Linked DNA regions of Homo sapiens: regions 1 and 3 are each linked to region 2. Evidence: chromatin loops called from intact Hi-C (ENCODE). Cell type or tissue: Caco-2. All regions are shown on one strand.

Region 1 (2,500 bases), 110 kb before region 2:
CTAGTAAAAGTCACCTCTGAGTCCACTTTCCCCAGCGCCTCTCCCGCTTGCTTGCGTCCTGAGTGGTAAAAAGTGCAGCCGCCCCTCATTTTATGCAAGGGAAGCTGAGAATTACCTGTGTATTGATCACATTTGGGCAATTCCAGTTGCATTTTAAGTAACCGCGCTCATGACAGGGCCTGCGGGGCACACTCCCTGTGAAATGCACCGCCTTCCATCATGCTCCTGTCACGGGATTCGTTTTCAATTCACACATCCCCCTTTTTTCAACCCTTGACTCCCTATAGTCCATTTCGCAAAGGCAGCCAGAGTGATCTTCTCAAACAGTAAATCAAACCACGCTGCACTGCTGCTGAAAGCCTGCGGGAGCAAGCCCACGTCTCCGAGTTCACGGCCTCCGCCACCTGCGTTCCCTCTCCCTGAAACACTCTTCCCTCAGACCTCCCCAGGTCTGCGTCCATCCCCAAAGGCCGCCTCTTCAGAGTGGCCTTTCTGTACACTCATCTGCAGGGGCCAACCTCACCCCCAAACCAGGCAGCCACCCTCTCGCTCCTAACCCCGTGGAATTTTCCCTGTGGCTTTCATTGCTGTCTGAATTTCGCTTGCTTACTTACTGCCTTCCATGCTAATGTCTGTCTCGCTTACCTACTAAACAATCACCGTGAGAGCAAAGATTTCATTTCATTTGTTCACTTAGTGGATCCCTAAGTCCCAGAACAGTGTCCAGCACAGAGTAGACAGCCAGAAAATACTAGTGGGTGAGAGGGAAGGAGGGTCAAGGACAGAGAAGTCAAGGGTCAAGGACACAGAGGAAGGGAGAGAGGGAAGAAGGAAGGGTTAAGGACAGGGAGGGTTGGGGAGGACAGAGGAATAGGGGAGAAAGGTAGGGAAGAATGAGGTCCCAGAAGCAGCTACTGCTAGGAGCTGCTGGTGTTCCCCAGGTACAATTTGGGGCCTTAGAACAAGGGACTAGTCACGGAAGGGGGATGACAGCAGAGAGAACGCAAGTGACGGTGTATGAACCATATGTTTCTGAAGAGCTGTAAGAAAGTGCCTGAATTGGGGTGGGTGGAGAAACACGGGGCTCAGGGGAGTGCATGCCTTGGGCCCTGGAATATTACTTATTTTGCTTTTCCAAAGAGACTTCTTGAAAACGTCTCAAGTACTCGGAGTGGAGAAAGCAGAAGGAGCGCCTTGGTGTTCCAAGAACAAACGGGGCCAAGCCAGCCGGCGTCTGTGTGCAGGAATGCAGGCGGGAAGGGCTGAGATAAAGCACAGATGCCCCATGAGGGAGCGGGGTGGAATGCCCAGACGCGACGCTGGGATCACTGGCCAAGGTGCAGGAAACGATAACTCAGAGCCGGGGGCTTCCCTGGACCCCAGGGCAGGGGCGGGATCAGCTTCAAAGATGGTTTGTTTGCACTTGTGCGGGGGAGGGAGGACCTGTGTGTCCACTGGTGACTGCTTCCTTTTCCAGCCACAGAACCTTCCCTCAACCCTCAAAACGCATAAGCCCAGCTCTTACAAAGTTTCCAAGGAAAGCCCACTTTGGCAAAATCCCAAGGGAAATAAATGACAGACCAGAAATGCCCACGCACAGGCAGCACAGCACGCTGGGGTTTAGCACGGGCCCCGTGCAGCCAAATATGTGCCGTGTGCGACAGACTCCCTTGAAATCATAAACGAAAGGGACAGAAAAGGACCTAAAGACCAAGGAAGTTGCCCCACCAGACACCAAAGGAATGACCCAGGGGATTTTCCAGTTTACTTGTCAGAAATAACACAACACAGCAAACCAAGACGTCCAAATCTCATATCCCTAGAGCTGATGGTGGCATATCTGGAATGTTCCACGGATGCACGGGCTACACAGACTAGCTAGGAGACGGGCTAGGAGAATTTGAAATTGCAGCAGTTCAGAGACAAAACTGCACCCACATCTTGGTGGCTACGGTGGAGATGCAGTCTGGGGCTTGCCACTGGGCACGAGCCACCAGGGGACCTGCCCATTGGAGGGTCCTGGGGTGGGCAGAGCCTTGGAGACAAGGCCGGTGGAGCACTGAACATAACTAGTGGCACTTGCTGCCTTTTGGAGGCCACGTGGGTGGAAACCATTCCACTGCCCCATCCAGCTCTGGCCTCAGGAATGTGCAGCCCCCAAATTGAGAAGCCGGACTATGGCACAGGGGACAGGGCAGTGCTGCGCTTCAGAGCTCTTGAGCTTCCTTTATGTTATTTCTGCCAAGTATCAGGAAAAGAGCTTCTAGGCCAGCTGTGTAGCACGACTCCCGGGCCTCCATTCTTGCAGAACACAGTACAATCCAGTGTGGACATCACCACCTGGAGCGTGCGATGCGCTCTCCTTTGTGCTACACCCCCGCATTTTAGAGACTTATAATGTCCGCTAGCAGGATAAAGACTCTCAGAAGTCCTGCAACAAATAATTAAACAAAAGCAAAAACAAAAAACTTGGTTTAACCTAGTTTTTTCATCTTTTAAA
Region 2 (2,500 bases):
AATAAAAGCTGATTACCAATCTGGGAGGGGTGTGAGTATTCGTTCCCTGAAAAACATGACTTTAATCTTAATGAACAGAAAGACCACGGATATTAGTGCGGATCGTTTGCAGATTCTTAATTGTATCTTTTCAAAGCAAAAGATGTCCTCCAGATTGCAACTCTAGAAGACTGGTCTCTTCTGTTGGCTAATTGTTTCCATCTCCAGCCAAGACACAAAATTATTACTAATGACCATCTCTGGGTATCCAAGGGAAGAGGATACCCAAAGCTAAAGCAAACCCCTCACCTAACGTGGCCAGAGAGGACACCGATGGAAGCGAAAACTTCATTATCTGCCTAACACAGTGTTTGTGGGAAACATCAGGCCACCAAGCCTCCTTGACAGGCTTCCTCCACGAGCCAGTCAGCACAAGCCCTTCCTACACACTAGATGGAGGCAAGCCCAGAGTGCGTCTGGAAGCTACTAACAGGCCTGCCACTGAGCCTTCAACAAGCATTGGCTGGGCTGGGCTGGGCTGTCAAAATCAGGAAGCCTGGTTGGGTTTTTTGTTTTTTCCAAGACAACCTGCTAACCAGAAATACACAGTGAGGTTGGGCGTGTGGCCGCTTCCCCCTCCTCCTCCTCCTCCCTCTAACGAATGCTCCTGTTAAACACGTGAAGTGACAGATAAGCATTGGGCCCAGCCCGGGGAAGTCCCCAGCCCCCAGCAACTGAGGGCAGTTGGAGGCACAGAGTGACAAAGTTCAGGCAGAAAGAGCCTGTGTCCTTCTGAATCCATGCTGCAGCTGCCCCTCACCCTACCCCATCCCACCACATCCATTAGGACTAAGCGTAGAAGATCACTTAATATAGCTCAGACCAATCCTCTTGTGAGTGGTAAGTGATGGGTTCAGCAGCAGAACCCAGGGAGGAAATGGGCCGGCCTTATAATACCAAAGGTTTTAACCCTCTCCAGCATCAGACAGACAACCTCTTCCTCAGTTTCAACACAAAGTCCCCGTCAACCACTGCTCACAGGAGGTGATGGGAGCTGCGTGGCCTCACTTCAGTGCCTGGAGGGAAGGAGCGGCCTCCTACCCTTGATAACTGGGTTCAGCTGCACCCCCCTTCCTTCTTTTTTTGGCAACTCCTCCCTGCTAACTCCATTCTTCGCTTCCTCACCTCCTCCCTCCAAAGGCACAGAAATCATGTCCCTTGCCCTTTGACAGCCCAGTCCCAGGCAAGAGGCCAGCAGACAGCACCCGCCCCCCAGCCTTGGGACCTGCCTGCCACCTTTTGTTTTGCTGAGAGTGACCCTCAGGGAGCAGTCATGAGCAACCAGAAACTGGTGCCCCTAAGGGGCAAGAGGGAGCCGACCGCCCCCTAAGGGTGGCAGGGGCCACTGACGCCTCCCCTCCCTGGCACCTGGGTAGGGGCACCCTCCCTCCAGGCCCCTTAGGAAGGGGGACGGCTGGAGCCAAGAGGACTCCTGTGCCCAGTCCCCAGGCCTGAGCCCCTGGCGGGCTCAGGGGCCAGGCCAGGGGTAGCCTCCACCGACCTTCGTTCGGATTCAAATACTCATAGTCGAAGAGGATGGAGAAGTCAAGCTCGTCTTGGGGGCTGCCCCCAGGCTCGTGGCCTGGGGCGTCCCCGCCGTCGGGTTGGGGCTGCCGCTCGGGGGCGTTCATGGCGCGCAGGGCGGGAAGGCTGCGGGGCCGGGGGCGAGGGCGGGCGCGGCTGGCTCTGGGACCCCTCGCAGTGGGGCTGGCGGAGGCGGCTCGAGCGGCGGGGTCCCTTTCCTCGTAGGGACGCACGCCGGGTCCGGGGACGGCGCGCCTGGCGCAGCGGGTCCTGGACGCGCCCGGGGAAGCTGAGCGGCGGCGGCGACGGCGGCGCGAGCTTCCTGCTCCGGAGGCACCTGTTGCAGCCCGGGGAGGCGGGGGGGGGGGGGGCGTGGAGGCGGGGACAGGGCGGCCAGGCCGGCGGGGGCGGGGCCGCCACCAGGGGACCGGAGGGGAGGGGCGCGCGGCCTGGGCTGGCCGGTGCCGGGAGGAAGGAGGCTGTCCGCGGACCTGACCACACTGTCCCGGGCCACCGCTGGGCGCTGGGGCGGCCGCTGTCTCCCACCCTCCACGGGTGAGTGCGACACGCGCTGCGCGAACCAGGGTCTAGACAAGAAAGCTGCCGCCACTAGGACTTTTGCCCTAAGGGACCCACTGGCCCCACACTTTTTCCTGCTTTTCTTCTCCATGGGGTGGAAGGGGGTATCCACCCCCTTCTATTGCAGACCCGTGTCTCCAGGCGTCTCCGTGTGCCCACGGGGGCGGCATGATTTTCACAGTACTTCAGACACCTGCATGGCCCTGAACTCAACTCCCCAGCGCCTAGGAAGGAATCGGACTGACAGCACTAGTCCCCCCCGTTACAGCTATGCCTCCTGGCCACCTACCACGTGCCAGGTGCTGGGCACCCAGCCGGAGCCAGACACTGTTGCCCTCGGAAGCTCAGGCTCTGGTAG
Region 3 (2,500 bases), 53 kb after region 2:
CATAGGAAGTGCTCAGCAAATATTTGATCAATGAAGGAATAAAAATGTCAGCATATTCTGCACATCTCCTACCCATCCCCCAACACTTTTTCCATTCCTTCTGGACTCTGCAATCTTTCTCAAAGGAAATAAAAAATAGTCCTGGGCTTATCTGGACCTGATCTGATCAAAGAAAAAAAATGTATTTCTTTTAAATCTCTTGAAAACAAACACCACAGGCTTAGAACACCAAGTTCTTAATGTAAGCAAACAGAACCTGCTGGCTGAATTCTAAGAAATGAGCCCTGGCTTGGTATCAAGCATAGGTTGTGGGGCCGATGACTTCACATGTGACTCAGTTACCCCAAATTTCAGGGGGAATCCATTTCAAAATCAAAACGTCAACATGGAAAGTGGAGGGTGGCTTTGTTTGGGCATTCCTGCAAGAAGGCAGGCTTTCTGAAAAGATGCTATGTTATAGATAACTCATCCACAAAAGGGGGGCAGGAGGGATGGGGAGAAACCCCAGGATTGGGTGTATTTCTCGGCTAAGGCTTTGGATGCAAACTGATCCGGGAATGCGTGATCCTCCAAAAATCCACCAGCCCCCAAAGTGCTTGAGTTACCCCTCCGACCACAGCCACATGGAAAATGAAATTAAATCCCACGGAAAGATTTGACTTTTTTAACATTATGCAATGTTTGGGTGAAAAAAGGGGGGTGGGGAGAGGGAGATCAGAAAAAAATTCATCTTTTTCCCAGAGTTTAGCAGAGCTATTTCTAGCTTTTAATGATACATTTCACCATCACTTCATGGGTAGTTTTGAGAGGCGCGAAGGCGGGACCGGTTCTGTTATGTAACCCATTTAAAGTAGGAAATTAGCAAGTCCTGAATGAATTCTGTCACTGTGCTCCCACTTCTGGAAAATTTGGAGCGACTACAGTTCTATTTTGAGGTGAGCAAATCCATCATTTATAGACCTCCTCACAAATACCACAGGGCTTCATGTCACCCTGAAAAGTTTCATAACAAAAACACTAAAAGTACTTGGGGTGTTGGTACATTTCGTCTCAAAACCTTATTAGACTGAACAGTGAATTGGCAAAGCTTCCTACTTGCCAATTATTCAAAAATGCAAATATCCAAGAGCAAATAAATATTCATCTCTCACCCTCCCTGCCTTTTTTTTTTCCTTTTTTTTTTTTTTAACTAAGTCCAGCAAAATATTCTGGTCAACAACATGAAAAGAAATGTCTGTTTTTCACGGAGCCTCTGGCCATGAAATAAATTCTGAAGCTATGAAAGCACAGTCTTGAAACTCAGGGCAGTTGGGCACGTGGGGTCCGGCTGGTTGTGGAAAACAGGAAACAGCAATGTCTTTCAGTCCTCAAGTTCCCCCTAGCGGCTCCGGCGGAGGAGTGTCCGCACATGGACGGAAGTTCACTGCAGGCAAATGCAGAGGCTTAAGGTCGTGCAGGGATAGCACACGTTTAAGGGAAAGCATGGTCGGTCCCTACCTTTGAAACCACATACCTTCCTTTTGCTGCTGTCATGAGATAACACAACTAAGTTACAATTATCTTTCTAATCTATATACTGAGGATGGCCCTTTCCATTGAGAACCAAAAAGAGGGAACCAGCAGCTCACACTGCAGACAGCCACTAATTACACCATTTGGTATAGTATTTGGTATAGTAGGCGGAGGCATAACTTGCTTCCTGAGACACACGAGCTTATACCTCCGGGCCCTTTTACAAATACAGACAGACAAATGGTACAGCTGACACGTGCCAATTAAATTAGGGTTTCTCTGGCTGGGCGTATGGGCTCATGCCTGTAATCCCAGCACTTTGGGAGGCTGAGGCAGGCAGATCACCTGAGGCCTGGAGTTCGAGACCAGCCTGGCCAACATGGTGAAACCCCGTCTCTACTAAAGATACAAAACTTAACCGGGCGTGGTGGCAGGCCCAGCTACTCAGAAGGCTGAGGCAGGAGAATCGCCTGAACCTGGGAGGCGGAGGTTGCAGTGAGCCAAGATTGCACCACTGCATTGCAGCCTAGATAACAGGGCAAGACTCCACCTCGAAAAAAAATAATTAGGGTTTCTCAATGTTGGCACTTTTGACACTTTGGGCTCTGTTGTGGGGGCCACCCTGTGAATCACAGGGTGTTCGGCAGCATCTCTTGCTTGTAGCACTCCTCTTCCCCGAGTTGTAACAACTGAAAAGGTCTTCATACCGCCACGTGTCCCCCAAGGGACAAAAATCACCCAATTGATTTCAACTACTTCCTACACAAAAGCTTTTTTTGTTTTGTTTTGTTTTGAGACGGAGTCTTGCTCTGTTGCCCAGGCAGGAGTGCAGTGGCACAATCACGACTCACTGCAGCCTCGACCTCCGAGGCTCAGGTGATTGTTCCGCCTCAGCTTCCCAAGTCGCTGGGACCACAGGCTTGAGCCAGTACACCCAGCTCGTTTTCTTGTATTTTTTGTACATGAGTTTCACCACGTTACCCAGGCT

The links. Hi-C counts contacts between places; a loop is a spot of excess contacts. Peaks named below come from ENCODE experiments on the same cell type or tissue, not always from the same donor. Only the 100,000 strongest peaks of a DNase experiment are listed, where the experiment ranks them.
Region 1: a loop joins it to region 2, with 2.0 times the contacts of the local background. A loop is called at or near these places in 5 of 110 quality-filtered maps.
Region 3: it touches region 2 in a loop (2.9-fold over the local background); 16 of 110 quality-filtered maps call a loop at or near these places.

What each region holds. Positions count from the first base shown.
Region 1 is chr20:51,427,282-51,429,781 of GRCh38, forward strand. The region is part of intron 9 of NFATC2 (nuclear factor of activated T cells 2); the gene reads right to left. Among named protein-coding and RNA genes, the nearest start is that of MIR3194, 24 kb to the right of the region's middle. In Caco-2, no CTCF peak of the experiment used is centred here; a DNase peak (open chromatin) is centred at 1,330.
Region 2 is chr20:51,540,830-51,543,329 of GRCh38, forward strand. It overlaps NFATC2 (nuclear factor of activated T cells 2), which reads right to left and starts at 1,890. Exons shown (of 11, transcript NM_012340.5): 1 at 1,541-1,890. The coding sequence starts at 1,670. RefSeq lists an enhancer at 191-860 and silencers at 1,625-1,734, 1,745-1,904. In Caco-2, CTCF peaks have their summits at 1,394 and 1,597; DNase peaks (open chromatin) are centred at 542, 1,002, 1,292, 1,982 and 1 weaker place; H3K4me3 peaks cover 2,309 bases.
Region 3 is chr20:51,593,806-51,596,305 of GRCh38, forward strand. No RefSeq gene overlaps it. Among named protein-coding and RNA genes, the nearest start is that of NFATC2, 52 kb to the left of the region's middle. In Caco-2, a CTCF peak has its summit at 1,383 (motif pointing left); a DNase peak (open chromatin) is centred at 1,386.